Regions from separate parts of the Mus musculus genome. Here region 1 is linked to region 2. A link is a loop called in an ENCODE intact Hi-C map of the cell type or tissue named here. Cell type or tissue: left cerebral cortex. All regions are shown on one strand. Links, peaks and the distances in the headings refer to the core of each region. The heading gives the core; the rest is flanking DNA. Region 1 has its middle 17 kb from the start of Upp2. Region 2 has its middle 17 kb from the start of Gm46743.

Region 1 (15,634 bases), core at 3,489-11,488, 700 kb after region 2:
CTACCTATCTGTCTGTCTCTCTGTCTGTCTATCTATCTATCTATCTATCTATCTATCTATCTATCTATCTATCTATCTATCTATCTATTTATCTACCTACCTACCTATACAGAGAGGTTTATTTAGGGTATGTTTGGAAACAGTGAAAGTATGAGATACAGAAATGAGACAAGACAGGAGGAAATTTTTAAAAGGAGAAACAAGGCTAAATTGATAAAAAGAAAAGAACAGAAGTAGATAATACTATTTGAAGAGGAAGAACAAAAGGGACGAAATAAGGAGAAAGGGAAGATTTTTACAATACTGAAAAAATTCTAAACCAGAATTTTTAAATGTCAGGAGTAAAATTTTAAAATGTGGATTTTTTTTAAAGCCGGTAAGATAAGATAATAATACTAATAACGTATAAGAGGTAAAAACAAAACACAGGACAGAGAGAGAGAGAGAGGGAGAGAGAGAGAGAGAGAGAGAGAGAGAGAGAGAGAGAGAGAGAGAGAAGCAAAGGAAAAAACCACATTGCCTGAAACATGTAAGGAAGTGTGTAAGCACATTAGATGAACATATGAATGAGAACAGTAAAATCACAAAAAAAATCTAATGAAGAAGAGAAAATGAAGTATCGGAGCAGTTCCTTTGTGTCCTTAGAAGTTGGAGGCTCCCAGAGATGCTCATGGAGTCGGGGGTTCAGCTAAACCTGGGGAGCCTTGTCATTCCCTTGGTTTGAGTTGTGGAGGAATCTGCGTGTGCCTGCCATGGTTGCCCTCCCAGCTGGTGGTTTCTCCCTTTGTATTATCAGGAGCCTCATCTGACCACAGTTAGCTTTGCCATCTGCGTCTGGATAGACTCTCCCACCCTCCTGTTACTGTCCATGTCATTCTGGATGGAATGGCCAATGGTTAGCTGATGGGGTGTCTCCCAGTGTGTTGGGGATGAGTATCACTAAGACCTGCACAGCCAGAGGACCTGCCTTCATACTGTCCAGACCTTGTGGGTATTAGTACCTGCCTGAGGTGATACCAATCTCTAGCACATCAGAGTCTTTGGGCTTAAGAGAAAAGCAGATAGACAAAAAAAAATTGATCTCCCTCCTGGCCTCAAGAGTTATCAAACTCCAGCTTTATTCTCAACTTCGGAGAGCTATTCTCAGACAAGATGGATGTAGCTCTCACCATGCACTGCCCAGACTGATCCAGCCTCCGGTCACCCTTGAGCTTATCACTATCCAAAGCTCCTGGCTCTCTACATTGTCCCTCCAAGCCTTCCCTCACTTGTGGGATACAGCAGGATAAGGCTCTCCGGCTTATGGATCACCCCGTCTCTGGAGTTGCTCAATTTTTACCACAGATTCTCTCTTACTATGGAGCCCAGCAAGGCTTCTCCAGGTCACCCGCTGTGTGAAAACGGATTTCTCTCTGTGCCTAATCTGTCTGCCAGAAGCTTTGCTCTAACACCAAAGCCCACAACTGGATTTGAGGCCAAAGAGGTCTGTGGGCTTATCCAGAGGGCAGGACTGCTGGCTTTCATCTGCCTTACCTACTGAAATTAGCTTCCGAGCTCCCTTCCCCTAGGGAAGGGCTGGGAGGCTGAGGATGCACTTGGCTTGTTGCTCTGTGCCCCATGACTTTGTTTTTGCTGTTACCCAGTGTTGCCTGGCTTCCTTTGTGGATCTTCAAAGACTCCCCTCAATTTTTGTCTGTGGGATGAAGCCTCTATCTTCTCATTCTGACTCCCCCTTTCTTCAGCTCACACAGAGGCACTGTAGCTTGCCGTCTTTCCAGGAGTCTTCTGGTGTTTGCAGTAGATATCTACTAGGTTGCTTCAGCCTGTCCTGTTAGTGTCTTATCTAGTGTATTCTATTTGCCACTTTGCTACAAGCTGAGGAGATTACCTGGACTGTCCACTCATTTCCTAGCTGTGATTGACCTAGCTGGGCCAACTCTCAGCTGCGCTCTTGGTGATTAGCCATGCCTTATTCTGCTTAATTTCACAGTGTCCTACAGAACCCTCGCCTCATAAACAGCTGTCCTGCCCTGCCCTTTCTGATTATGTCACCAATTTCATCAAGAAAATGGGGAAAAAATAAGACAGTGCCAGGTGTTCCTGCCCTTGCACTTTGAATTAGTCAGCACTCCACCACAGTGTCAAAATACCCATGAGAAATGGCTTAAGGGAAAATATTTATTTTGGCTCACACTGTGGAGGTTTTCATCCATAGTCACATGGCTGTGTTTCTCTGTATATGTAAGAGGCACACATGGTGGGAATCAGACAAAACCATTCACCTTGTGGCAGCGAGGAAGGAAAGAGAGAGGAGGGGGCTGATGTCCCCATACATTCTTGAAGAGTACTTCCCTTTCCAGCCCACATGTAGTTCCTGCTGCCTCCTGATAGAGCCATGGGAGAGTGACAAAACCTTGGATCCATGAAAATCATGAGACGACTGCACATCAAAGCTCTAACACTGAGTTTGACTCTGGTTTAGGTTGGTTTTGAAAAAGGGTCTGGTTATGTATCTCCAGTTGGAGATTACTATGTAGATCAAGTTGGCTTAGCTCCCAAAGCTTTGCCTTGTACTGACGGTGACCCTGGTAGCACTAGAAACCCCTTCTACGAAACCTCTACTGCCATGATTTCGTAGATGTCCTAGCTAGAGTCTTTTAGCCTAGAATGACTGGTCGGGTCAGAGGAGAACCGCACTATAGTGGAGGCAGCTAATGGTTGTATTTAGAATCACAGCAGCAGGTCCAGTCCGATGGTGGAAAAAGTCAGTGGGTCTGATGGTCTCACGGTCTGGGGTGTTGACCAGATCCATTCATGGGCTAGCGAAGTAGTGGATGGAGTGTAAAATATTCTTGTTCCCTTTAATTCCTTGCCTGTTACCAGCCTCACTGTGATATTGTTTCTAGTGCTCCATCTTACCTGAAGTCCCTCTGTCTATAACTTTAAACTTAGATAACCCCTAACTTGTCTCAGACCATTTAATTACCTTATTCTTGCTTGTTCTCACTTTTCTCTTGTGTCTCCCCCCCTCCTTGGACTGGGGATTGCTTCCTGGTTTTAGCTGTAATTTTTGTATGAGTCTCTGCTTCCTTCATGGGGATCTAGGACACATTGGCTTGTGACATGGTCCTGGACACTGACTTTGCATTTGCTTTTGCCAAAGGCTGGGGACCTCTCCCATGCAACACCTGTTTTGCACTGCTAGCACCTGAGAATTTTAACACAATGCAGTGCTATCAACTGCCATTCTATGGGCACCCATGACAATTGACTCTAGGGACTCCCTGCAAACGATTTTTTGACCAATACTTGCCCACGAGTTTTCTTTATATTTCAAGACTCGTTGTTGGAATGTTTAAGCCACTCTAGCTACACAATATCCAAGAATAGTACTTAGCTTAATAAGGGGCTTTCATAATCCACCACCATGTCCTTCCAGGAAAAAGTGAGTGTGTCCATCCTGCAGCCCACAGAAATAGAAAGTGAAGACTTGACTCAAGTCTGGACTCTGGGTTAGGGTAACATCAGTTCATAGAATTGATTGATCTTCATAGCGGATGGTGTCACCTGATGTTTTTTCAGTCCCTTAAGTAAACTCCCATGAGCCTCTGCTCTGCACACCTGTGTTTGCTAAAATGCATACCCAAGTGACTTGGTGCGCCCTGCTGCTATGTGCGTTATGCTTCATAAGCAAAAACAACACTGCAAAAGAATAGTTAGGCAACTTTTAAACTGACGATGTGCTGGGGAAAAGAAACCCATTCAGTATAAAATGTGATTCGGGATACAAGGTTTTCTTGAACATAGCCTCAACTCTCGTCCTGGACTCTCGGCATGCACTGAACACTGGTGCTATCCTTGTTGGCCACTAAAGAATTGATGTGAGGAGGCTTTAGCGTGGATGAGCATCTTATTCCAAAACAAACATCTCACACATCTCTGCTATAGTGTAGGATTTAATTTATGGGATGCAACTATCTGTAACTTTCCTGATAACTCTTGAGCCCCATCTGTACCCATGTGTAGAGTGACAGCCCTATGAAGAAACTTCACAACAGGATGCAGGCACAGCACTGTAGAATTTTTTTTCTTATAAGTTTTACTTGAAAATACTTTAAATCAAATGTCTTTAAGATATTGTTTTGAAATGGTATAAAATATGCTTATAACAAATTGAGGCTAAACAACTAGAACTTTTTGTGTAACTTCCCTCTCCTCTCCTTTAAAAAACACACACACACACACACACACACCAGACTTAATTCATTTCTTTTTCTTGTATAAAAACCCTTATATGGTAGCCACAGCTGGAGCCTGGGTCCTCTGAAGAAAGACTCTGGTGTGGGGTTTCGCAAGATAATCAATGAATTCCTGATAAGGAAACTTGGTGAACACAGTGTCTTTCCAGAGGTCAGGGGTCAGGTAGCTGTGGGTCTTGGAGGTAGCATCAAAGGTGACCTTTGCAAAGTTGTCTGGGGTGGCAGTGCAGCCCCTGGCTGAAGTGTAGCAGTCATCTATACTGGCCATCATCAGTAGTTTCTCAGGCACAGGAGCAGAGACAATGTCAATGCCTCTGGGGGCAGGGATGAGATGCACGAGCACAGAGCCACAGTGGCCTGTTACCTTGCATGGAACAGTGTGGGCCTTGCCAATCTTGTTTCCCCAGTAGCCTCTCTGCACTGGGACGATGGAAAGCTTGGCCAAGATGATGGCCCCTAGGATGGCAGTGGTAACCTCCTGGGAGCACTTAACACCGAGACCAATGTAGCCATTGTAGTCCCCAATATCGATAAAAGACTTGAACCTGGTCTGCTGGCCAGCCTGAGTCTGCTTCAGCACTGGCATGATTTTCAGAACCTCATCCTTTAGGGACGCACCCAGGAAGAAGTCAATAATCTCAGATTCCTTAATGGGCAAGGAAAACAAATAGATCTCCTCCAAGGACTTGATCTACATGTCCTTAACCAGGCAGCCCAGCATGGTGACAGGTATCCACTCCTCTACCACAGCCTGGACCATGGCTACTGCCTCGACCACAACCAACCACAGCCCCCAAGACTGCTGCCAAATCCTCAGCAGAAGCCACTGCAGCCTCCTAATCCTGAGCACCTGGGTCCTCCGGGACCACTCGCTACACCGGTGTCATCCACCATTTGATGTTTTTCTGAAGAAGAAGGAGGAGGAGGAGGAGGAGGAGGAGGAAGAAGAGGAAGAAGAGGAAGAAGAAGAAGAAGAAGAAGAAGAAGAAGAAGAAGAAGAAGAAGAAGAAGAAAAAGAAAAAGAAAAAGAAAAAGAAAAAGAAAAAGAAAAAGAAAAAGAAAAAAGAAAGAAGCCCCTGTCCTCTCCTAAGAGCCTCTCTGGGGGTGAGAAGGGGGCCAGTGGCACAAAGACTAGAGATGCTCATTCTAACCAACTGCTTGTTTGCCTCAGTCTTTTCTTCACACCCTTCCAGTCTGATGAGTAAAACACAAGATGGCAGGCACTGTGGTAAAAGTCATCACTCTGTTTGAAGGCAGAAAAACCATTGCCAAGCTTTAGCCAGTCCTTATTCGAGTTGAACTAGCTAGGAAAGAGAACCATAGAGTCCATACACTCAAAGCACAGAGAGCATAAGGACACGGGCGGTCAATGCAGCAAACGATGCATTGTTCTTGAGGATACTCTGTGTGTGAATAAATGGAAAGGAATTGCATTCAGAGAAAGACGGCAATCCTGACTTCAGAAGCAGCAGGAAACAGCAAGCACAGCTCTAATGCACATGAGAGCTGTACCAGTTCACAATAATAGAGAATCCATAGTGTGGCCAACTGAGAAGATAATTCTTTTTAAGCCAAATGGACCCACATCATTGTTCCACACTTGATTTTTTTTCCTGTAAAGTGAAAATAACTATTATCATTACTCAGGAGAAAGTATATCTTAAGTATATGTATGAAACAAAGTCTATCAACCTTTACCTCAATATCATTTATTACTTTTTATTGAGATTCATTGTTAATTGAGTGTGTGTATATCCACATGTACACATGTGAATGCTGATGCCCCTGGAGTCTAGAAGATGGAGTGGGATCCTCTGGAGCTGGAGTTGGCAGCTGGTTGAGAGCCATCTGTTGTGGGTGCTGCAAACTGAACTCAGTTCCTCTGGAAGAGCAGCAAGAGCCCTTCAGTCTCGCCTAAGCCACCACTTCTCTTCCATCATTTATTATCTCAACACAGACTTTTGTCTAAAATTAACCATGCAACATAAAATCACAAACATGCAAATGAAGAAATGGGACCTTCTTTTGTGGTTCATTGAATCTAAATCTCTTAAACAAAAATGTCCTGCAAGAGAGATTCCCTGACTGCTGAGGGGTTAAGGAGATGTCTGTAACATTGTGTGGATCTCAGCCCCAGAGTCAGACATCAGTCACAGAGGATTATAGCCCAGGAGGGCCTATGTGACTCTGACAATGGGGCCAGGCAGGCAGGAGAGAGGCTCTGAGGATACACGAATCCAGATACATCTAACCTTCCATTTATCCACACTGACCATACAAAGGAAGGATGAAGGAGGGATCAAGAAACCCACCTCCTTTAGACTCATTCAAACACGTTCCACACTGTGCTATAAGACACGAAGTCTTTATGAAGGAGCAGAAACAATGGCAAGTCAGGGAGAAACACTAGAAAAGGATTTTGAAATCTTTCTCTCCTAAAATGAAGGTATGGAAATGTGAGAAAAATAATGAAGTAAAGGGGAATGGGTTTATCATGATTTTTTTTTTCTTCTGAGAAAGGCTCTTGGTAGGAGTCCCAAAGCAAGCTCAAACAGGACATCCTCCTGCCTCTGCCTCCCAGACACTGTAATCACAGTAGTGTGCTAGTGGTTTGTTGTGATTCAATGATCTTTTCACTTACCTTCTTTTCCTAAGTCCAGTGATAATCAAAGTAGCTTCATGTATGTGAGACTTTGTTCCCTTAATAAATGACCCTATAATGTAGATATTTAAATTCATGGTAATGTCCACTTACCCTCATGGGTGCTACATAGTCCATGACATGACTCTCTGATGCTGAACTCCACAATTTCCCAACCCCCTCCTGGCCAACAAGCATCCTAGAATGTGAATATCTAATGAAGTCGTCGTATGCAAGTGACTATTAAAGTAATACATTTTTTTCCTGAGTAGATTCATTGTAACAGCAAAGAAAAAACATTGGATTGGAGTCAGAATGCCAGGATTCTGACTCCAGACCCTTATTCAACTCACCTATATTTAACTTGGTATTCAATTATGAGGAAATCAGATACTTTTTTATGTCCCCTGATATTTCCTCTATTAAATGAAGCTGGATAATTAATACTTCATTCAAGCCAAGAGACCTGAACATGTATTTGAAGTCCTTTCTGACATCCGTGTAAGCACAGGCAAAGGTGTCCTATTTGACTGGGCATGAGGTTCTACATAAACGACATCAATATAAATGGGGGAGCTACAGGCAGCTTGGGTAGTTTAGAGTCCGTTGCAAGCCAGTGATTTGAACAAGGAGTTTACTACCAAGACTGAGCTGTAAGAAGAGACTGGAGTGATGACAATTTTGCTATTAAGAATCAAGGTGCACACTGCACATGGACCTGATAGATTTCTAACCACCAGCTCAGGCTGAGACACTCCTTCTGCCTAACCGTGAGATCCAGACTAGAGGGGACCAGGTCTTGAGGCTGGAGCCTTCATGATCAAGGTCAACCGCCTTATAGAGGGAGCCCAGGGGTTTTTCTCAGTCTGCCTCCCAATGAGGGTACAAGAAGTCAGTAGTGTGAGCCCTGGCATTGTGCGAGTTCACTGAAACCCAACCATGTTGGCATACTGATGCCAGATCTCCAGACCTCAGAGCTGGAAATTCCTGCCCATTCTGTGGCACGTTATTATAGTACTCTGAACTGATGGGGCCATTGTTGAAGGGTGTAACTGTTAACAATTGTTAACATTGTTAACGCAACAGTGAAGTCATCAATGACTAGCCAGCAGGACTTGCTGGAAGTTGTGGCTTGTTAGAGGAGCTACCCAAAGGGAGATGCTTCAATAGAGAGATTTTACTGTAAAGGTTTCCCAACAGTTCCTGGGAAAGTCATCAGCCTCCATGCTCTGCTGGAGCTGGGCATGCTGAATACACTGCAGAAGGCTGTTTTCCTGCAAAGGGAGCATTAGTAAGAGAAGCCCTGTGCCTATAGGAGCCAAATGCCGCAGACGCTGCTCACAGTGCAGGTGTCCTGGGTGTAATCCTTAAATCCCCAGCCAAAAGTAAAGAAGTAGGCGAGGGCAGAAAAAAAAAAAAAAAAAAAAAAAAAAAAAAAAAAAAAAGGTAAGAAAACTCTTCTCCTATAATAACTCTCTAGTACCCTCTACTGGTAAACTCAGTGAATAAAGAAAAACCATAAAGAGGCCAGCTTCACTTTACAGAGAGCACAAAAAATAAAAAAATAAAAAGGGGGTGTGTTATAGGTGTGGGAGTTGGGGGTAAGAGGTGGGGGTGGGGCAGTACATTTGGAACTGAGAAGCAATCTCTCAATAACATATGCAGAAAGATCTCAAAATCAGTTTCCCAAAAGGAAAGATTTAGATTCATATGCTGTATCATTTATCATTCATCCCAGAGGCAACCACTCAAAAACCTGCTGTCTGAAGCCAGGCCCTGTGAACACTTGTATAAGTTTGACTGTGATCGGCTTGAGGGAGGCCATGTTTGCCCAGCTCACCACAGTGAACAGTAGGCAAGTTTCTCCCACATAGATGTCAGACCCTTGTAAAGTAAACGTGTGAGTGTGTGGTTCCTCAATGATTCATCTGGGATGTTTTATAAATGACTAGAGAAAGGCTCAGAGAAATGTAGCAATTTAACACTTAAACTGGCCACTTCTGTCCCTGTACCCCTTCCATTAGTCAGACAAAACACAAGGTGGGTGGTACCAGCATTGTCTTTTCTGCTGATTTTTCTCAAAATTTGCTTTGGATTTGGCCTGCTTGTATTGCAGAGGCTTTGCTGATTTGCATAAAATCAGGAGCTTATTGGAAGAATTATCAGGTAATCCTCCATGACAAGAAAATAGCTCATAGCTTATCAGGTCTCCCTTGTCCTTCGGTTAACTACCCTGATATTTAGTGTTCCCTAAATTAAAATCCCATTCAAAATCCCTTAAACACAGCCACCACCTCACAATCTGTAATTACTCCTGCAAAAGTCATTTCCTTGATTCTGCTTTTCTCTCTCCGCCCTAGTCTTCGGAGCCATTACTTTCCATGCAATGAGGTTGTAGCAATTTCTATCACTCCCCAGAATAGGAAATCTATGCTGCTTTCATCAAGTAACTAAATGTTACCCCATTTCCGATTCTTAAATAATTTCTTAAGGAAGAAAATTTGATCTCAGGGTCTTTACAGCATTGCTGATCGCGTTGATGGTAGCAATCAATGCTTCGGCAAGGTTAACGATGTGCATTTGCACATAGTGGTTCATTTAAAGTGAATAATCAGGCATTTACTCAGTGCCGCCTCTTTATTTTTTAAGATAGAAGCCTGATTTAAGACACACTGCAACTTAAAGAGGCTGTGGTAAAGCCTATTTTGAAAACATTGCAGTTAATTGCAGATATAAGCTTGAGCCCACTTATTTACTTAAAACATGAAGGATACAAAAATTAAAATGGCCAAATAAGACACATCTCAAAACATGCAAAACTACTGAAAGATGGATTTGAGAATTTTAGTGGGGACACAGGACTTATAATGGAGGTTTTCTTTTAATGGGTCTGAGAAACGGATGAGGGCATCGTGGGCGTATACTCCACCCAACTGCTTTGGAGACTGAGGCAGGAAGATAGCTTAGCTCTGGAGGGCAAGAATGGCTGAGCAAAGCAGGAAGACCCTGTAGGGAGCAGAGGAAGCTCTGAATGAGTGACATACTCAGTGGAACCTGTATTGTTGACAGGGGCACAGCCATGTCCCAGACCCGAAGGCTTCAGCAAAACCTTACCTGGCTGAGGGATGGCAAAGCTTCCCTCAGGAGTCTTTATGACTTCATATGAGTGTATGAGTGTGTGCCTTAGGAAGGGTTTTACTGCTGTGAACAGACTCTATGACCAAGGCAATTCTTATAAGGGCAGCATTTAATTGTTGACTGGCTTACGGGTTCAGAGGCTCAGTCCATTATCATCAAGGCAGGAGCATGGCAGAGTCCAGGCAGACATGGTGCAGAAGGAGCTGTGAGTTCTACATCTTCATCTGAAGGCTGCTAGGAGAAGACTGACTTCCAGGCAGCTAGAATGAGGGTCCTAAAGCCCAGGCCCACAGTGACACGCCCATTCCAACAAGGCCACACCTACTCCAGGCCATACCTAATAAACACACTATGTTCCAGATAGCTGCTGTAGTAGCCATTAGAAAGCCCCACCTGACCCCGCTGTATTGCTTTTTCTGTGTCAATGCTTTCTTCACTCCCTCAATGTCCACAGTCAAGGCTTCTGAATGTGGAATTTAGAGATCACAGCCCAGGGGGTTATGTATGTCTTCTGCCATTCACTTCTTTTGTTTTGGGTTTTCAGTAAATGTTCCCAGTTGGAAGCCATGTTGTTTCATTGCCCATCAGGAGAAATGCGGGAAGATTCTCTACCCCTTCCTGGGTGTTTGGCATAAACCTGTTAAAGAAAAAGGTTGGTTGATTTTTTCAACACCAAAGTTACATTTGACCTGACTCTCTCCTTCATTCAGAACCAACTGAGAACCCATCTTCTGTTTGGTATGTGTCTTTTTTTTTTTTTTTTTGTTTTTGTTTTTGTTTTTCGAGACAGGGTTTTTCTGTGTAGCCCTGGCTGTCCTGGAACTCACTCTGTAAACCAGAAATTTGCCTGCCTCTGCCTCCCAAGAGCTGGGATTAAAGGCGTGAGCCACCACGCCCGGCCTTAGTAAGGGTTTTACTGCTGTGAAGATGCACCATGACCAAGGCAACTCTTATAAGGACAACATTTAATTGGGGCTGGCTTACAGAGAGAGGTTCAGTCCATAAATGTCAAGGTTCCTCCTGTACCATCCCTGCCTGGATGCTGCCATGCTACCTCCTGATGTATGGCAGCATCCAGGCAGGGATGGTACAGGAGGAATTGAGAGTTCTATATCTTCATCTGAAGGCTATTAGAAGACCGGCTCCCACAGGGTTAAAAGGATGGTCTCATTGCCCACCCTGACAGTAACACATTTCTTCCTTCAAGGCCACACCTACTCCAACAAGGCCACACCTCCAAATAGTGCCACTCCCTGGGCCAAGCATATACAAACCACCACAGTATGCTGTGAACAGAGCAAGAAGAGCAGGGAGCCAAGTACACGGCTCTGGCAGGCCTTGCCCTTCTGCCACATGCCCCTTACATTACAAACAAACAAACAAAACATTAGATTACATTCATAAAGTGAGCCACCAAGTTCTACTGAATGTGGCCACTTCCTACTCCTGAGGCTAACTACCAGCTGTTAAAGTAATAAAGTCTAACAATCAAAAGCCCCCTTTGGCTTAACTAATTAATATGCCCAGTTAAAATTAAACACCTCGTCCTAACATGAGGCTTCCCCTTTTACCTTTATAAACCACCATTTTTATGTCTGTCTCCTCTTTATCCAAAGGCAGTCCTATGTCCACCTCTGGGACAAATACCTCAAATACCTCTTCACCTTCCCTCATTCCCTCCCCTTCTCCCTCATCCTCATCTGCTGTCTTTGTCTCTTATTCCCTGTCCTTTGTCCCTCTGGGGCAAATAAATCTCTTTTGTGCTGAAAACTTGGCCTTGGGAGTCCTGAACTGATACAGTTCTTTTTCAGATAGGACATTAACTAATGGAGTCGTCATCGAATAATGCTTATGGAAAACTTGTAGAGACAGATGAACAGTGAAGAGGGCAGACTGAAGCTGCAGGAGGTGGGTGAGTGATGCTAGCCTTCAGGAGTTGATCAGGAAATGTGTTCCACAAGAGGCAATGGTGAAGATAAGATGCAAATTATTCAAGAGAAAGCTGTGCATCTTTTGAAGTACTTGATCTGGAACCACTAAACCCAGATTCGAAGGCATGACTGTGAAGCGATGCTGGTCAGTTTGTGTATGAAAGGAGAGAAACAGGAGGTGGAGGAGGAGAAGGTCGGGGATCCATTTCTTACAATGGATTGAGCACTTGAAGCATGTCTGGCACCCGACAAATGGGTGTTGAATCAGAGCATAGTCAAGCTTTTAACCACACATAAATCGAGTTAATGCAGCAATTCTATCAAGAATAGTATTTTAGGATGCCAGGATGATGGACCTCCCTTATAGTTAAGCTGGTTTCTATCTGTGGGCCTCATCCATCTGGTAGTTCTCAGAAGGGAAAGGGATCGATGTTATCCAGGAGGGAGGGAGATGCAGCATATTATAAGGGGAGTATTGGCTGTATGAGAAAGAAGGGGGTGCCTGCCCACCCACACCTAACGGGCTGTGGAAAAGGAAGAGGTTTACAGAGTTTGCTTCTTGTCTATTACCCCTGAGTCGTGTGTCAGGTCTGTAAACCTCTGAGAGAGATGGAAGAATCTGTATCCTCACATACTATTGCATGATCCCCCAATCTGCTTAAGGATAGCTAGGCACTTAAAGGCCAAGGCTAGAATTGGTGCCCTGAGACAGTACAAACATATCATGCAGGGTAAATCCATTTATAGACAGACCAAGGAAGAAGGGAAAGGAATGCAGAAGATCAACCCCAAAGCTGAAGAGAGTAATTCATGCTTACAGTTCCAGGAAGCTGAGGCGAGTGGATAGCCAAGAGTTCCGGTCTACACTAAGATCCCTGCATCAAAACAAAGCAAAGCAAAACAACACAAAGCCCAATCCCAAACACACCGCCTCCAAAATAGATGGTTCAAATGAAAGAGACCACAATATTCTTGGGAACTGTGGGTGCTCCCACTACCTTGGCTGAGCATAAACCTGGACATTCAGACTCACTGGGGAAAAAAAAAAGTCTTAATTCCGTTGTAGCCCTAAGCAATGGTGGAAGTAAGTGAATGCTGCTATACAGTGCTTTCTCATGATGTGAAGGCAGGAAAGGATGAGATGTTTGCGTTCATCCTTTCTAGGAGTTCCATCTGTGGCTAATTCTTCTTTACTACTACACCAATCTTGTGACTGAGGCTATGCACTGAGGCATTGCAGGTAGAGAACGCTCTCCTCAGAGGGAAAACCTAGGCTGCAGTTTGGTGGCTGCTGTTCAACCTCTGAAACACTCCAGGGCCCAGTGACCTCAGCCACTGCATGAGAAGATGAATCATGTGACTACTTCCCTATTCACCTCAGAAATAATCACTTTATAACTCATCTAAAAGACATCTGGTTTGAACATATCCTGAAAGTATAATTAATATAGTGAGCCCGATTGAATGCCAATGAATAGAGTATCAGCCTAATCAGAAGTACCAGTGACCCTTGGGAAGGGCTGATTCTAGGTAGGACTGGGACAGGAAATACAGAATGAGAGCCTCCTGTATCATCTAGTGCCAAAAATCAGAACATTTAAAAAACAAAAAAACAAACAAAAAAAAAAAGTCAATGCTTTGCATTCACCTGCTGGAGCCACCATGACAAAATGCTGCAGACTTCGTGACAAGTGAGGCAAATCTCCATCTCATGGCTCAAGAGGCTCAGGAGGTCCAAGATCAGATACTCTCTGGGGTGATGGCCACTTATTCACTATATTCTCACAGACCTTTCTTCTATGCTCACACACAGACACAAGAGGCTGGGGGGAGAGACAGGTGAAAGCATGAACTTAATGGTAATGGAAAACTTTTCTTAAAAAAGAAAAAGAGCCGGGCGTGGTGGCGCACGCCTTTAATCCCAGCACTCGGGAGGCAGATGCAGGTGGATTTCTGTGTCCGAGGCCAGCCTGGTCTACAGAGTGAGTTCCAGGACAGCCAGGGCTATACAGAGAAACCCTGTCTCGGAAAAAAAGAAAGAAAGAAAAAAAGAAAAAGAAATTTGTAGGAAGGATTGTCAGTTCTGCATTTTTAGAATGTCTTTCTGGCTACAATGTGGAGAGCATATTGGCAGGCTGCTAAGAACACTGTTGGAGTGAGGAGCTGACAGTTGTTGCTGGACTCAGTGGAGATGGTGGAGGTGCTGGGGAGGAGGACTTAGACCTGAGACATACAGAAGGCAAAACTGATGGGCTATGATGATGAATGGCTTGTGGAGTTAGAAAACCAAAGGGAACTCAATGGGAATCCTAGCTGCTGCATCTGACAGACTGGTTGGATGGAGATGTCATTCCCTGATGCAGAGAAACATGTAGTGCGTAGAGAAAGACCAACTGGGCCAGACTCCTCTGCCATTTCTCTTCGGATGCTTTTGGTTGCTTTTGGTTTGTTTCCGGAGGCAGGGTCTCGGTGACCCTTCATGTCCCACCACACAAAGCAGGCCTTGCCGTTTCTGCACTACACAGTGATATTTCACATCTTAATGTCTTCTAACAGTCTGAAGGATGCATTTGGACCCTGTCTTCTCTCTTACCAAATGCTGAGGGGTCGAGTTGTATCTAATAGCGTCATGCCCAATGGGTACAGTTAAGACAAATACAAAGTTAGAGGATGCCGTCCTCAAGACTGCCCTCATATCTGATATCAGCTTTGAGTTGAGAAGGTTCCCCACACTACCGTGTTTTCTCTGGTTTGGTTTTTCACCAGGATGCCCAGGATGCACAGTGACTGAGCCTTATGGTTAGATTATTGCAGGTGACAGATACAGACTGTGGAAAGTAAAGCCATAGGCAGCGTCTAAAAATCCCCAAAACACGGCATCTGTGGCCCTCTTCATGCAGCTTCAGGACACAGAGCTCTCCACATAACAGAAGCCATGGGAAATTGCCAAGCAACAATCTCATCTGTGTCTCTAAGCTTCCTTAGGGTTCACGACACAGGTATGGTTAATTGACATACAATTATTTCTGTCCCTAGGTCTGCAGTTACCTTCTGATCAAAAATTGCCATTCTGTGGCAGACTTTTAGCCTCTTTGGCATGCTCAGGCCTGCTCTGAGCCTCTCTGAATATACCATCCTCTTTAAATCACACCATCAGACTACCCAGCATGACCAAATGTTCCCAGCCAAACAAAGGCATGACTTACCAGGCAAAGGCATGCAAAGGCCCAGAGATCGCTTTCAAGATGTGAAGATCACAATGTTAATTTAGTCAACGAGTTTTTTCCCTGTACACTGGCATATACCAAATTCTCAAAATGTCGACAAAATGGAGTATAGGCATGAGAGGTTGACTGGAATACAGCTGTTTCTGGCCACTCTAAACTACAAAGTCCTAGGGAGTTGCCTCTGTTTCCTCCACATGAGGTCCAGCATGGTGTCGCATAAAATGCATTATTCTGAGCTTTGACCAGAGCATCAATATTTATAAGGGGGGAAAAAAGCTAACAGCAATGTAAATGTCCCTTGACTGACAAAGGGGTGAATAGTAAAATGTGACTTAACACCACAATTAGTTAATTATTTAATTCCACAATGGAGTGTTATTGGCTTAAAAGAGAAGGCTATTTCAACACACTACAGCATAGATGGATACCTTCAAGTGG
Region 2 (15,634 bases), core at 3,209-11,208:
TAACTTTAACTAATTGTAACACATTCTGTCCCTGCACACAAAGTCATCAGTGCTGAAGAAGTTACCCACGATATAATGAAGTCCAGGGGTTAGGGTCCCTGAAAGAAATGCCATGCTGGGAACACACACAGGACTAGCTTAAGAAACCGTCCACATCATGGGAGGGGTGATTTCCCAGTTTAGTAACTGGCCCACAGATTAATCTACATATCTAACCTAAATATCTAATATCTTAATCTACGTATGCAGATTTCCTGTAATGTCAGGGCCAGGTAGGGACAGAATGAGATTTTCTCTCTGCCTAGTTATGGCCAAGTGATAAATTGCTTTTTGTGTATTTTATGTTGTTCTCTCTTAATACAGGCAAGTGATTGGACTCGCCGCTAATCTTTATGACGGGGACTCCTGTAATACTAGTGTATGAACTATCAAATATGACTCATTTCTCTCAAATACTACAAAACTTTGTTTAGCACAGGGGATTAGACTCTCGTATCTCTCCCACCTTGTAAGACTTTTGCATAAATGCTTTAATGTTTCCTACCCAGTGAAACCTTTGTTCACACAAAGGCGCACTATTCTAGTCTAGGAATTTGATGGCCGTGGAAGGGTGATTCTTCATTTCCTGTGTGGTGATTCTTACTAGCCAACTGCATTGTGAGGTCAGATCCTAACCAATAGGGAAAAGACAGCCATCTTGTGAGTTAGAATGAGAACCAAGTACACTTCCCATCTCTGTGTTAGCCTTCCTGAATAGGCCTCAGAGACCACGAGTGAACTTTGCCTTTGACACTTCAGTTGGAATAGTGGTCTCTTTCTTTAGGACCACTAACTCATTTCTAGCCCAAGATACAGCTGGAACCCAGAACCCTACCCTCAGGCCTCAGAAGGACGACACACTGGTGGTACCTGCTGTGACTCTGCTCTCAGGTGATCACTGGTGATGTGTGGTGTCTCTAATTTGGTGATTAATAGCTGTTTGGTCACTTTCTGATTGGGTTCAAGGTTACTTTCAAGTAGATCTCCTTCCATTTTGAGAAGAAAACTTTTTGAGAAGGATTATGTAAAGTCACCCAACAGCCTCAGCCTTGCTCTGGGGAAGCCAGCTGGTGAGAGAAGAGAGCTGGTGTCAATGCAACCTCTCTGTCTTGTGTTTTTTATACCTAGAGGGCATCATAGGCTACAGGGGCTGAAGCTATTACATCACCACGGGGCACCATTTAATTTGTTAGACTGCTGCAGACCTACTATTGGATGAATTGTGCTTCTCCAAATTCACACCTAAGTACCTATACCTGGTACTTACTGTGTGCTATATTTGCAGATAAAGCAAGCCATTAGGCTGGGGTCCTGGCCCAATATGACTGGTGCCACCTTTAGACACAAAGAAAGAGACACCAGGAATACACTCACAGAGACAAGTCCACGTGAGAATAGTCAGAAGGCAGTGTTCGCAAGCCAAGGAAAGGGGCCTCAGGAGAAACCACACTCGTTGACCAAACTTTGATCTTGTCCTTCCAGCGTCCAAAACCATGAGAAAATAAATTTCTGTTGTATCCCATCTGTGGCACCTGCAACAGCAGCCCCAGCAGATGACACGAGGCCTACATGGCAAGTTTTAATGTGTGCTCAAATGTTAATTCATGTAACCAATAAGTACTAGGCTGAAACTATAGCCACACAAACAAAGCATAGTCCTTGCTCTGGTCTGATGGCAGAGACACCAGTTAAAGACCAGGGCGATGGAGATGGAGAGGACCTGGCGTGCTCAGGGAAACTTTGAGCCCTAAAGCTCTCTCTGTTCCTGCTGGGAGATAAAGTACGATAGTGGGATGACTAAGGATGAGCCTGCAAGGTCACTGGAGCCAGGTGTCAGGATTGGGAGGCCAAATTGAAAGTGACGGGTTTTAGACGGCGTGATGAAACTTGCATCGTACAATTTATTAACGGCAAGGGATTAGAGCAGGAACAGGTGACCCACGGGAGAGGTGCTGAAGAGATCCAGGGTTAGTATAGGGAGAGTAAGGAGCATGTTTAATAATTTAGGGATCCCTAGGGAGAATGGGGGGTCTTGCCTTATGTTTGTTAGGGTAGAATGAATAGACATGGAATATCACTTAGAATGGGGTTGTCTCCCTGCCCCCCTCCCATTACGTGCCAGGTAAGAGCAATTTCTGAAGCTTTTTCCTGTAGATGCTATCTCTATCCTTCCCACATGTGTGCACGCGCGCGTGCGCACACACACACACACACACACAAACAAACAGTGCATCCTTGAGGAAACAGGACTGCCATTAACCTCTTCTTTGTTGGTAATCCACAAGCTTCATCCGCTCAGTAGCCCTTATTTGCCTCCTTCTGTGAAGAGAAAACCTCAGACAATGCATGATGAGCCTTGCCATCCAAGCTGCATGTGTGTACACAGCAGGCAGCTCTCTCCTGCTAACTTGTGTCCTGAAATCTACCCTCACATTCTCCTATCGAGCACTCATCCCACCCTTCCTTAGTCACGTGACATCACCTCTCAGGCTAGCCCCAAGTCTCCGGCCTTGTTGTGAACAGACATAGCCTGGGTTGGCCTCGTGGTTTCCAGTCCTTCTGTCAGACAACAGCAGCCTGAGAGCTCTAGACTGCCCCACAGTCTCTCATGCAAGCTTGGAACGGAGCGGCTCTGAAGCTGGGACCCGCAAAGTCTCGTTACTGAAATCTCTAACAGAAATTTAGCATCACCCTCAGTTGTGAATGTAGGCAAGGGTTGTAGGCTTTGCCAACCAGAGCCCAAAGTTCAAGCTAGAGCCCAGGCCTCTGCTCCAGCTCGGGCTCCCAAAGGTGCCCAGCCCCCTGTGAAGGCCCCGTAGAAAAGGCTTCTACTGCCAATGTGAAGACAGATGAATTGCTGGGACACACCTACCCACACACTATTTGCAGATGACCAGTGTCTTATTCTGTTTTTACAAATAAACTTGAGGCAAGATTAAAAAACAAACAAACAAAACTATATAGGATTTGGGTGGTTCCTCTGTTGGGGAGTTCCTGTCCTTAGTGTAAATGCTTAGAATTGTCTTTTACAGGATACGTCCTTAATGAAAATAAATTCACTATCCATTTGCCATTCTTTGAAAAAAAAAAAAAGATGTTTGCTGCTTTTGTTCACGAGACAGACAAGTATAGGGAATAGCTTAGCAACCTGGGACTCCGCTTGTTTTGGGCCATGCACACATCCTTGTTGGGACTCTGTTGTCCTCTGTTGGGACTCTGCTTGTCTGGACCATACACACATCCTTCTAATAATGCTCTTGGCAGCCTGAGATGCTTACATATAAGTACAATACACACATCTCTCCCTGATCAGCACGCCTAGCAACCTTTTAGCACATAGGAGCCCCACTTGCATCAAACTGTCACCTGCTTTAAACAACAGAAATAAATTACCCCGCATAGAAGCCTCTTGTAATGCCCTATTTCTATTCAAACATGTCCTGGAACATGCCCTGAAACCAAGAGAGACCGTCTGATCTGGCCTGAACTGGTTTTGAGTGCTCCGAGGCCAACTCTGTCCTCAAAGCAAACTCTCTGGGAGAGTCTCCTGCTTCCCACCCTGTGCCTGTGCATAATTGGACATTCGTAGGGCTGCCATCAGATTCATTATGGGAAAGGACATGCATGGTAAGCAGAGACTTACATAACTCAAATTTGTTACTCAAAACAGAACTGCCCAAGCTACGCCACTTTGCAACCTAGCTCCACCTTCTGTCAAACCGCATTAGAAGAATCCCCACATGGTAGTCAGGGCCCTTGAGTGCCCTCACTCAGGTGGCCCACTGTCACTCTGATTTAAACTGTCACTTTGCTTTAAATAAAATTTCCCTGTTAGATCTGTGTTTATGGAAAAAATGCTTTGAATAAGACACCAAGCATCTGGAAATGACCAGCTCAGTCAGTGACTCTGGCCACCAGTCCTCTGTCCCTACATGTCCCATTCCCCTAGAACACCAGATAACTCGGGGCATCTCGCCCCCACCCCCCACTCACACACTGTTGGCTTCCTACTGCTTCTTTATTGTACACCGTGTTTGTTGTCTCAAATGTCTCCCTTCTAGGGTGTTTGTCAAGACCCCAATGTCCTGATCCCAGACACCTGTTGTCTAACTCATCACTCAACAATGTTTATTGAAAAGAAATTTTATTGGGATAAAATTCACATAGCATAAAGTTTATCATTGTAAAGCAAGGAATCCCATGGCTTATACACAATGCTATCATCTCTACCTAGTTCCCAGGATTTCCACATCCCCAAATAAAGCTTATGCTCACTAAACAATTAGTCCCTAGCCAAAGTCATCAGTCTATAGTGCATCTATATAACTTATATATTCTATTTCAGGTGTATTAGATTATACGATAAAAGCTTCGTCTTCATCATCTTTCACTTTGCATGGTATTTTCTAGTTTTACCCATGTATTGTGTATAGTTCAGAGCTACAGTTCTTTTCTGAGTGAGTAATATTCCGACAAGTGTCTATCTTATCATTTGTTTATCTCTTCAACTGGTGACAAGCATTTGTGCTGTTTCCATTTCTTGGCTCTTGTAAATAGTTCTATGATTGTGCATCATTCCAGGCATTTTTTTCCCCTGAGCACCCGTTTTCACTCCTTTTGGATTCTCCATCTACTTTTGTTTTGCTGCTACAGCGGGCCACTCCAAGCTGTGTCGAGTGAGGGCACAGGTGTAGACCCAGCACTGACCTTAGGTACTGTAGTGGGAATGACTAACCAGGAGGGCGCAATGGCTCCCCCTTGTGGTGAGCAGAAACAAGCCCACACGTCCCTACCTTTCCTGGTAGTGCTAATACAACTATTTGTTGAGTTTATAGTGATGAATCAAAGACAAAGAAGATGCCAGGTGGGTAGAAATGCTGAGTTCTCTGATCAAAAGAAGTGATATAGATCTATGTCTTCCTTTTATTGAAGAAACAAGGCAAAGGACTCCAAATTCTCTCTGCTCTGCTTGGAGAAAAAGAAGTAAGACTGATAGAAACGGCATTTGGTATTAACTGAATGGCTCATCATATGAAAAACATAGGACTTCTGCGGAAACTGTGCCTTTGGTGTGCTGTGCTGTAGGCTAGAGAGTGGCTACTTGTACCCTGCAGGGCTGTGTCTCTTCTCCTCTGTTGCCACTTGCTGTAAAACGGAATAAGCACACAGATCCTGATTCCTAACTGCTGGTGCCCCATTCACAACAGATGCCAGGAAGGTTCCGTACCCAGCGCAGTGAAGACAAAGAAAACCTCACCTGGCTCTCAGCATGCTCGCCCATCAGACTGCGCATGCTCTGAAGCTGCAGCCCTGCAATACCATTGAAGAAAAGAAATCTCATCGGCAGGGACTATAACGTTTGTTCCCAGGCACACATGAAAAATACACGGAATAGCTTCACTGTGCTCGTTATTTGGACTTTATTTGGACAACTGGGTCCGATCCTCAGACAAAGAGTTAAGTATTTTTTCAGATGTGTTGGCAGCTTTAGGGCTCTGGTTCTGGCATTAGTTGAAAGGCTGTAGATTAGGTCAGAGAGGAGCATTTGACAGCAGCTTCTGTCAACTCAGGCTATTTCACCATAAGAGAGAGAGAGAGAGAGAGAGAGAGAGAGAGAGAGAGAGAGAGAGAGAGAAGAGAAGAGAAGGATGTAGTCTGTGATGAGGGACCAGGGCGTGAAGCCCAGGTCAGCTGCTCACCTCATTGACCAGGAACATACCAGCTTCCAGTTGTTCATCTGGGCTCTGGCTTTTCTTTTCCTCCTTTGCCTCTGTGGGCAGAAGAAATACAAACAAACCCTTTTTCTGATCTAGTTTCTTATCGAGTCTGCACCCCAGGAATGCCAACAGCTCATTACATTCTTTTAAGATCACAGATCTGTCCTTGGACCCTAAGTTCCTCACGTCCGAGTTGGCATGGGCCATCACCAAGGTTTCTTATGTTTTGTTATTATGTGAGCTGGCATTCGGGCAGGGGTTACTACAAAGTCTGGTTGTTGTTTCTAAACACCATGGTCTAAACATGCGCTCCTCTCAGGTCTTTTATTTCCTGTACAAGCAACCCTTCTCCCTAAGCTGCACCCACAGGCCCCACGAATTGATTTCCACCTTGAGGGTGTCTATAACTTTGGCATAAGTTTGTTTTAAATAGGTCTGACTCAGTTAATGGCCAGGGGCGCTGCCCATCACTTCTATGGGTTCCTAGGCCCCTCCTTGACCCCTAGGCTGCTCCAGGAAGTATTTTTCAGGCCAGGCGTCTCTCCTCGTGTGCTTTAGACTATTTTCAGTCCTGCATCAATGGGGAAACAGCTTCTTCCACCGTCCTGAATAGTCTCACCAAGCAACCCCACCCAACAGTCCTGGGCACTGCAGACTAATCAGGGCGGGCAGCTCACGTTTGGAGAACCTGCAGCCCTCCTCTATCTGCCTTTCTTGTACTTTCTTTCATCCTTTCCCAGTTCTCAGGAAGCAATAAAAACAAACACTTCCTCTGATGTAGTTTCATATCAAATCTTTCCCCACCCACAACAGCCTTCCCTTCCTGGGAGGAGTCCCAGGGCGTAGGTTTTCTCCTGCTCAGTACTCTCTGGGTTTGGAATGCCACCCAAGTGCTAAGTTCAGGGCGACTTTGATCTAACCTGCTAGGGTTTGTGAAAAGCTCGGATGTCTATTTTTACTCTCGTGACCTATATTTGGTTTTTAACGAATGGTGGCTTCCCACCATGACGACTTATTACGGGTTCTCTTTTTGTCACACACTCTTTCTGCCTTCTCCGTCCTGGCTGTTTTCGGGTTGGAACTTCCTGCAGATGACCACTAGAGGGCAGATGATTTCCAGTTTACAAGATACCTTCCACAGCCAGTTTTCTGGAGCTTTGCTGACTACCAGGGCCGGTTTTTTTTTTTTTTTTTTTTTTTTTGTTTATTTGTTTGTTTTCCTTCAGAAGCGAGAGCAAAACACTTGAAGTTCTTTGGGTGCAGCTAAGACGTTTTCTACAGCGTTCATCTATGAAGTCCTGGCTGTGAGCAGCAGACATTCTGGCCAGTAGAGAGAAAACCGTGGTTTCTCTGTGTTCCTACCCAGGGGAAGAAAGCTGTGCCAGAGTGGTGTTCTTTCTAGGTTTGCTAAAAAGCATATACGTGTACCCTGCGTGTATCTACTCGGGTCTCACAGTAAGATGGCAATGCTTCCTGAGGCCTCTCCCACTATACCCAGGCTTCCTGCCAACATAGTACGCTCACGTGGTCAACCTGGATGTGTGCCAAGGCAAAGTTGATGAGCCATGAGGGAGGTAGAGAGATGGAGTGGCATGGGAATATATCTTCGTTGAAGTTCCTTGGAGCACTGTGGGGACTCTGATCTCAGACATGGGGAAGCGTGGGTGCTATTTCCTAGTCAGAAGACACGGGTAGCTATGACGCTGAAGAATTAAGTAGACTAGAAACAAATGGATATAGGCCCATCAGCCCAAGGTCAAAATTAGGAGGCTGACTTTTAAGGTAGCAGGTCGAAAGGTCAACGGGAGGTCAAGGGTACATCTCAGCAGGGGGGTGTTGCCTACACTCTGGGAGGCTCTCAGTTCCATCCCCAACACTGGAAAGAAAGAAAAAATGAAGTCAGTAGGAAGTAGAAAAAGAAACTTCAAAGGAGAACCTTCTGCTATGGATAAAAAGTCTGAACTGAGATGCTAAAGATAGTAAATTGATAGATAGCGCGGCAGTTAAATGTGACTCAGCTCTGGCCTTCCTAATCCTGCGGCCTTGGATAGGAGGCAGGGTCTTCTCTGGGGTCCAGTTTTCTCGGCTCTAATGGTGCAGCTTCCAGGTCCGAGGCTATTGGAAAGATTTCACACGATGACACACATTAAAGGGGGCCGTTTCCCTTTCTTCATTTGCTCATTCAAAAGACATATTTCCTAATGCCTGTATTGGTTAGATATGTGTAACTTCAATATTGGTTAGATATGTGTACCTTCAAGAGACAGAAAACATGATGTAACCAAACAATATTGAAAAGGATATTGACTCTGAGAGAGATATTATCACTATGAGGTAACAACACCACCATGACACAGGTAGGATCGTGAATGTCACCTCTCTCCAGGAGTCGGGGGGGGGGGGGGGCGGTGCTAGGAATGAGTGGTGCGGTCTTGGTGAGGTCACCAGGGACTTAAGCGCTCTCCATACCTTGGCTCTCTCATCCTCATCAGGTTGACGTTTATTCCTACACCCCTGGTACTATGGCCACTTGGGCCACGTGCGTACTCCCAAGTTTCCAGCAACTCTAGACTTTTTATGTCCTAGAGTCGCGGCAGTAGATCTTCAACATGGCCAATATCAGTGCCTTGGAAAGTAAATATCCCTGGGGTAAGAAGTTTCCTGGAAAGCCTCAGGCACGGCTCTGACCTCAGAGGAGCGGGAGGCATAGAGTAGGTGCTATATATTCTAGGGATTTGATACAATTGATGATTCACTGTAAGACATCTGCCCTGTAATCTTTTGGAGTTCTTGATACCAGAGAGAAACCGGGGCTCAGTTAGGTTAACTAAATAAGGGATGGCTTTTGAGCAGGCAATATGAGTGTTTTCCAGGCACTGTAGTTGCTGTGGACACACGGTAGTATACAGGTCCGGAGTGCTGGAGAATGGGAGGTTCTAGACAGGCAAATGCGCATGAACCATATAGCAACATTACATCCTGCAGGCAGAGCTGAAACACAGTAGCTCCTAATCGGAGGTTAGGGCAGACTCACGGGAGAGGTGCTGTTTAGATGAGATCTGACAGATCACTGGGTAGAAACAGCACAGCAGTACAAAGCCTGGTATAACATTCCTGGGTAGCTAAAAGTGGACAATGGGCAACAAGCCTGGAACAGAGTGCTTTGCACGGTCAGTAGGCTCCAGCTATGATGGTTTCAGCAACTGCACTGGAGTCCTATTGGGCCAGCAGCAGGTCTGGTTTCTTTAAGATATGGCAAATAAAGTCAACATTGTAGCTTTTATGTCAACGTGACAGAAGCTGGAGTCATCTGAGAGGAGGGAGCCTCCTTTGAGAAAATGCCTCTATACGTTTAGGCTGTAGGCAAGCCTTTAGGGCATTTTGTTAATTAGTATTGATGTGGAAGGGTCCAGCTCGGTGGTGTTATTCCCTGGGCTGGTGGTCCTAGGTGTTATAAAAAAAAAAAAAAAAGCAGGCTGAGCAAGCCATCGGGAGCAAGCCAGTAAGCAGCATTCCTTCATGGCCCCTGCATCAGCTCCTGCCTCCAGGTTCCTGCCCTGACTTCCTTCAGGCGGTGAACTAAACTATGGAAAATAAACCCCTGCCTCAGCAAACTGATTTTGGTCGTGGCATTGAATCCCAGCCATAGTAACCATAACTAGAAGCGGTGACAGGTAAACAGCATCTCAAAATATGACAAAAATTTCAAATTCTACGAGTCAATGACTGTATTGAAGGCACCGTTTGCATAGCTTCACGTAGGCACTACTGTGACTGCTCATGGTCTGCCAAGGCTGGCCCTGTCATTAGTCTCCTTTTGCTCATGAAGACCCAAAAGTGCATGTGCAAGACTGCTATAGGTTGAACTCTGACCCTTTAAGATAGAATGCTAACCCTAACCCTGGGCTCCTCAGCACATAACCATGCCTGAGGTGAGGATGTGTCTAGTATGTCTTGCATCCCTAGCAGAAGGGGGGTGTGTCTATATGAAGATGTCATTAGAGACTGGGGTGCTCCACTCCAAGCTCAGGAACATTGCAGGCTGCCTGGATTACACTTATGCCGGATGCACACAGCACATTTGCTAAATGACTATTGTGATGCCTTGCATACATATGCTCAGCCCAGGGAGTGGCACTATTAGAAGGTGCGGCCTTGTTGGAGTAGGTGTGTCACTGTGGGTGTGGGCTTTAAGACCCTCATCCTAGCTGCCTGGAAGCCAGTATTCTGCTAGCAGCCTGAAGGTGAAGACATAGAACTGTCAGCTCCTCCTACACCATGCCTGTCTGGATGCTGTTATGTTCCCGTCTTGATGATAATGGACTGAGCCTTTGAACCTGTAAGCCACTCCCAATTAAATGTTGTTCTTTATAAGACTTGCCTTGGTCATGGTGTCTGTTCACAGCAGTAAAACCCTACCTAAGACAATTATTAAAGGGCATACATTGAGGAACCTGAGTGAGACTGTCTTAGATCAGTGAGGAGCATGTTTGAGACTGCTTTAGATGGCAGCCATTTTGAAGTCTTTTGTCTCCTGCCTGCCCACCCCTATGAATGACTATCACCAAACTCGTTTCCACAGCTTCTTCACGGCCCTTCTCCCTCCTTCTACTTATGTCTGCAGTTTCACATCCGCCTCTCTTACTCATGATCAACCAGAGGGAAAGGACACGGGTGGCAAGCTGCCCCTGCTGAACCACAGGCCTCCAACAATGAGCCGAACAGCCCTGATCCAGCTGCAGGGGCGCGTGTGACATTTGTGGATGTCTTGAGTTCTATTCTGCTGAATGGATGATGGCAGAATGCACAGAGCCTCATCTGCTAAGAGCACGGTTCTGTCTCATGGCGACTGACAGAATTCAGCACGGTCTAGCTAATAGGAAGTCTCTAGGGGATTGATCACCCAAACTAAGGAAATGTAAATTTCTGTCTCACTCAGACCATTCTCAGGTTAGCATCAATTTTCCTCCGTAGGTGTCAGGATTAATTTAGGCTTTTTAAAATTAGGAACTTGATTCAATCTTCAGCTATAGTTAGAATCTATAAGCAGGCCCTGCTTTTCTCTGTTTCCATTCCAAGGGATGTTGTTCATTCACAATGTCGCAGGTGCTGGTGGTCATCTAGGGGAATGCTAAGCTCACTTCCTGGAATGGACGAAAAATAGACCAGGAAAGATGGAAGACCAACAAACAGAAAGGAAAAGTACCTGTTTCATCCCTAAGGATGGAGAGGCCTAAGGCAGGAAGCCCATTCAGTGGATGCGGGCTTACGTAACATCTGATAGGTCCCTGGATCCCACACTTCCCCTCTTAGCAATGGGCAGATACCCTGCTTTCATATACCTTCCTGCTGTTTCTCCTTGTAATGTCTTCTGGGGACAAGAAGCTGACATCTCAGGGAGTCCTTTCCTACTTCATGGCCCACCCATGTCTCTAACTCTCCTCCAGCAGATTCGTCATAGTGATTTAACTGTCATCCACATTTTGTTCTTGGTGACATCGTCCCTTTATCTGGGAGAGGCAAGAAGAGCACAATTAGGATGATCAACTGTCCCAATGTCTTTTAGCAAAGTCACTTGTCCCCTCCACCTGAGGACAAATGGACTATAAGCAACATTTAGACTGCCTTGTGACCTGGGCAAGTACTAATGGCAAGTTATACTACATATATGCAACTCACATATATACAACACACACATGCACACACACACACACACACACACACACACACACACACACACACACACACACTTTTAAATCTAACTAGCTGCAATATTCTACTTTTTGGAGCCAGCATTGCTTCCTAGGTGACTGGCAGGATAGGATGCCGCTGCTACACAAAAGCACATGACTAGCAGACATAATGTGGAACCTATAACTGTTTATGTTAAATACAACACCAATACAGACATTTGCATTAAGCAAATGTAAAGTCTCAAGAATTACTAGTTAAAGAGGGCTGGAGAAATGAGTCAGTGATTAAGAGCACTTGCTGTTCTTCCACAAGACCAAGAGTCAGTTCCAAGCGCTCACATGGCGGCTCACAACCATCTGTAATGCCAGTCCCAGAGGCTCTAATGCCCTCTTCTGGCCTCCTTGAACACTGCACACATATGATTCACATGCACATAAAAATAAATAAAAATGTTATGAGAACTACTAATTAGGGGAACAAGTCATAGCAGATAAATATCTGTGGTGGCAGACAGAACTCTAAATGTCACCTGAGGACTCCTACAGCACGCAAGTCCACCCTACTTCCCCACACCTTCTGGTATTTGAGTCCAGAAACGATCTGCCTTACTGCTTTCTTTCTTTTTTTTTTTCATCTTCATGATTTTTTATTAGATATTTTCTTCATTTACATTTCAAATGCTATCCCCAATGCCCCCTATAGTCTCTTCCTCCCCCCGCCCTGCTCCCCAAACCACCCACTCCTGCTTCCTGGCCCTGGCATTCCCCTGTACTGGGGCTTATGATCTTCCCAAGACCAAGGGCCTCTCCTCCCATTGATGGCTGACTAGGCCATCCTCTGCTACATATGCAACTAGAGACACAGCTCTGGGGGGTACTGGTTAGTTCGTATCGTTGTTCCTCCTATAGGGTTGCAGACCCCTTTAGCTCCTTGGGTACTTTCTCTAGCTCCTTCATTAGGGGCCCTGTGTTCCAACCAATAGATGATTGTGAGCATCCACTTCTGTATTTGCCAGGCATTGGACTAGCCTCACAAGAGAGAGCTATATCAGGGTCCTGTCAGTAAAATCTTTCTGGCATATGCAATAGTGTCTATGTTTGGTGGTTGTATATGGGATGGATCCTCAGGTGGGGCAATCTCTGGATGGTCTTTCCTTCTGTCTTAGCTCCAAACTTTGTCTCTGTAACTCCTTCCATGGGTACTTTGTTCCCCATTCTAAGAAGGAGCGAAGTATCCACACTTTGGTCTTCCTTCTTCTTGAGCTTCATGTGTTTTGCAAATTGTATCTTGGGTATTCTGAGCTTCTGGGCCACCATCTTGAGAGAGGTAACCCAATCACAAAAGAACACACATGATAAACACTCACTGATAAGCGGATATTAGCCCAGAAACTTAGAATATCCAAGATACAATTTGCCTTACTGCTTTCTTCATAGAGTGAGCGGCAGTGTGGCACTAGCCAGTCACCACACTCTTCACCTCACCTCAAAAACAGAGGGTTGTGCATCCCCCTTCATGTCCTTCTGCACAGGAAGGAGGAAACAAAGAAGCAAAATTTCTAAAGGAGAGGATATATGTAGGAATGTATCAGCAGAGCCATTCTCCAACTCAGTGCACACTGTAGCCTCAAAGGGGGAGCTGAGCTCTTCTTGCATGGTGCTTAAAGAAATAGACAATAGTCACAGGCCATTACGATGCCATCTGCTCCTCCTGAAGCAGGAAAGCCATGACGGCTAAGGCAGGGATCTTATATCACCTGCGGCTCTCCAGCTCCCCACCTTGTAGCCTGAGGATGGAGACTCAGGTCCACTTCCTTACTCTTCTGGTAGATTGGTGCCTTTTACACCAAGCCATGGCTCTGTCTGAACAACTGTTGTTTGAGACATTCCTAACGCTGTTTGGAACGTTGCCATAAGGAACACAGAGTTCAGGTCTGTGCTCCTGGTCGTGTCTGATCCAGAAAGGGAGAGGCCAGGGGAGTGTGGAAAAGGTCACTGTGGCAGAGAACATTCATCCCTCGGGAATGGGGTGTGGAAGGGAAATGGGGCTGAAAGGAGGAAATTAAACATGGATAAGACAAGCACGTAAGAGTCAAATCCAAGAAACACAACTCAAAATAAGCATGGTGCATGTTAGCACTGGCACCATCTGCAGAGACCAGGAGGCCACAAGTGGCTTAGATGCTATGAAAGGCTAAAGTTACATCTGGAATAACAGTCCAAGGGTTGGCATGCTGTTTACGAACCCGAGGAGCCTAGGTGTCTACCTTTCAGCTTTGTTGATTCTTATCCATGAAGTAGCATTTCTGAGGACACCTTGTGGTCCAAGATGGTACCTAAACCTCCAAGCTTTAGGCAGGAGGCAAGAGAAAAAGACCAACAGGGGCTTGCAAGTATTCTTTTAGTCAGCCTTCCCAGAAGACACTGTCTACAGCTTCTGCTTTGCAGAGTGAGCTTAGACGAAAGCAAGCCTGAGAAAGACCGTCTTTGCTTGCTGGAGTGAAATTGGTTCCTCCGGGAGAGTATTCAGAGAACATGAATGGGGGAGTGGGGTCAGGCAACTGGCAATCCTTTCCATTTGAGTTGAGGCCTCATGGTTAAGGAGAATCCACAACAGCAGAATACTGGAGTTAACGTTTAGAATCTACCATCTGCTAGCAATAATCTCGGTGATAGAGCATTAAGCCTTTCTGAGTGGCTGCTCCTTCGTCTGAAAAATGAGGGAAGTGCTAGAAACTTCCAGAGTCTCCTGAGAGTCAGATCCAGGCAGTATCAGGCACAAGAAAAACAGACCAAAGCAGCAGCTACTGCTATGACTCTACCCAAGGGCCCTGGAAAGCAAATTTTTGACATATAATAAAAATTAAGGCCCATTAAATAAATCTGCCACACGTAGAGTGTGATGGAGGGGTTTCCAAATCCATACTGATGGCTGCTTATATGTGTGAGGTCTCCAAGAAGATGGCTTGAAGGGCCCCTGCATTAAGTGAACGTTCTGACTGGTTTGGGAGATCCAATGAACTGGGGGCAGGGTGGGAGGTGCGCTCTCCCCAGACTCCTTACTGACACCCGGGTGAGGGTAGAAGAACAGAGGTTGCACATGCCATTAGAATACACCACCCAGGCACACACCCTTCACTGCTCTGGGTGTGTCTCTGCATCTGCCACAGACAGGAGAATAATGATCTGGGAGAGGCAAGACGGCAGTTTGGTTCAATAAGACCAAGTCATCGGTGTTGGTTCAAACCCTGTGTAATTTGGGTGGGGTGATATTTAAGCATTTTTTTTTCTGGTGATAATTAATTTAATCCTATGTGCACAGTAAAGCTTAAGACATGGCCACATTGAAGCTGTTTATAAAGCACTTCTGATACTTTCCATAAAGATAGTTTCTATAGAACAAGCTCATGATAAGTGCTTGGAGGAGGAGGGTCTGGTGTGGTCTCAGCCACACACATAGCACACGCGTCACCTGGATATTAACCATGTCTGCTCCTAGTTTTCTGGGTCAAACACAGAATATACATCTCTCCTCTTGCAGAGACAACCCTGTGTGTTGAATACGTCTGGTTCCTCTAGTGCTAATCCACGAGCACCAGGACCTCTGTGCCTCCTATGTCTTGCCCCATCTTTATTTCTCAAAGAGAAATCTGTGGCTGTAGTAGAAGCCAGGGTTGAATATATTGTTTGCATGGCTAGACTAAACAGTATAGACAAGCATATAAGAATAACTAACCAAGGACAGAGGAAAGCTGCTGTAACCATGAAGGCCATTCAAAGGTCGCTTGAGAGATTTTATCTCTTTACACAGATCATTAATTTTTTTAGAAGGATTTATATTTTGGGTGTGTTTTGCCTTCATATATGGAGTCAGATCCCCTGGAACAGGAGTTACAGATGGTTGTGAGCCTACATGTGGGTACTGGGAGTTGAACCTGGGTCCTCTAGAATCCAGTGCTTTCAACCACTGAGCCATCATTCTGGCCCTGCAGATTATTAATTTGATCATCGATGGTATGAGAGAAATCTGATGCACTAAGGTAACACATGCCAGGAAATTGTTGACAAACAAGATTAGTCTTGAGTAACAAATAATCTATGGTAGCTTTAAAAACAACAAAAAAAAAAAAAACCAAAAACCAAAAAACAAAAAAACCAAACTGGTTCTCAATTCACCCATCTTTT

The links. Hi-C counts contacts between places; a loop is a spot of excess contacts. Peaks named below come from ENCODE experiments on the same cell type or tissue, not always from the same donor. Only the 100,000 strongest peaks of a DNase experiment are listed, where the experiment ranks them.
Region 1: it touches region 2 in a loop (7-fold over the local background); 14 of 42 quality-filtered maps call a loop at or near these places.

The regions. Positions count from the first base shown.
Region 1 is chr2:58,730,158-58,745,791 of GRCm38, reverse strand. It overlaps a transcript of Upp2 not described here and the pseudogene Gm13559. Among named protein-coding and RNA genes, the nearest start is that of Upp2, 17 kb to the left of the region's middle. In left cerebral cortex, for the core only: a CTCF peak has its summit at 8,395 (motif pointing left); a DNase peak (open chromatin) is centred at 8,208.
Region 2 is chr2:59,429,802-59,445,435 of GRCm38, reverse strand. No RefSeq gene overlaps it. Among named protein-coding and RNA genes, the nearest start is that of Gm46743, 17 kb to the right of the region's middle. In left cerebral cortex, for the core only: CTCF peaks have their summits at 4,803 (motif pointing left) and 6,845 (motif pointing right); DNase peaks (open chromatin) are centred at 4,798, 6,856 and 7,262; H3K4me3 peaks cover 633 bases; H3K27ac peaks cover 418 bases.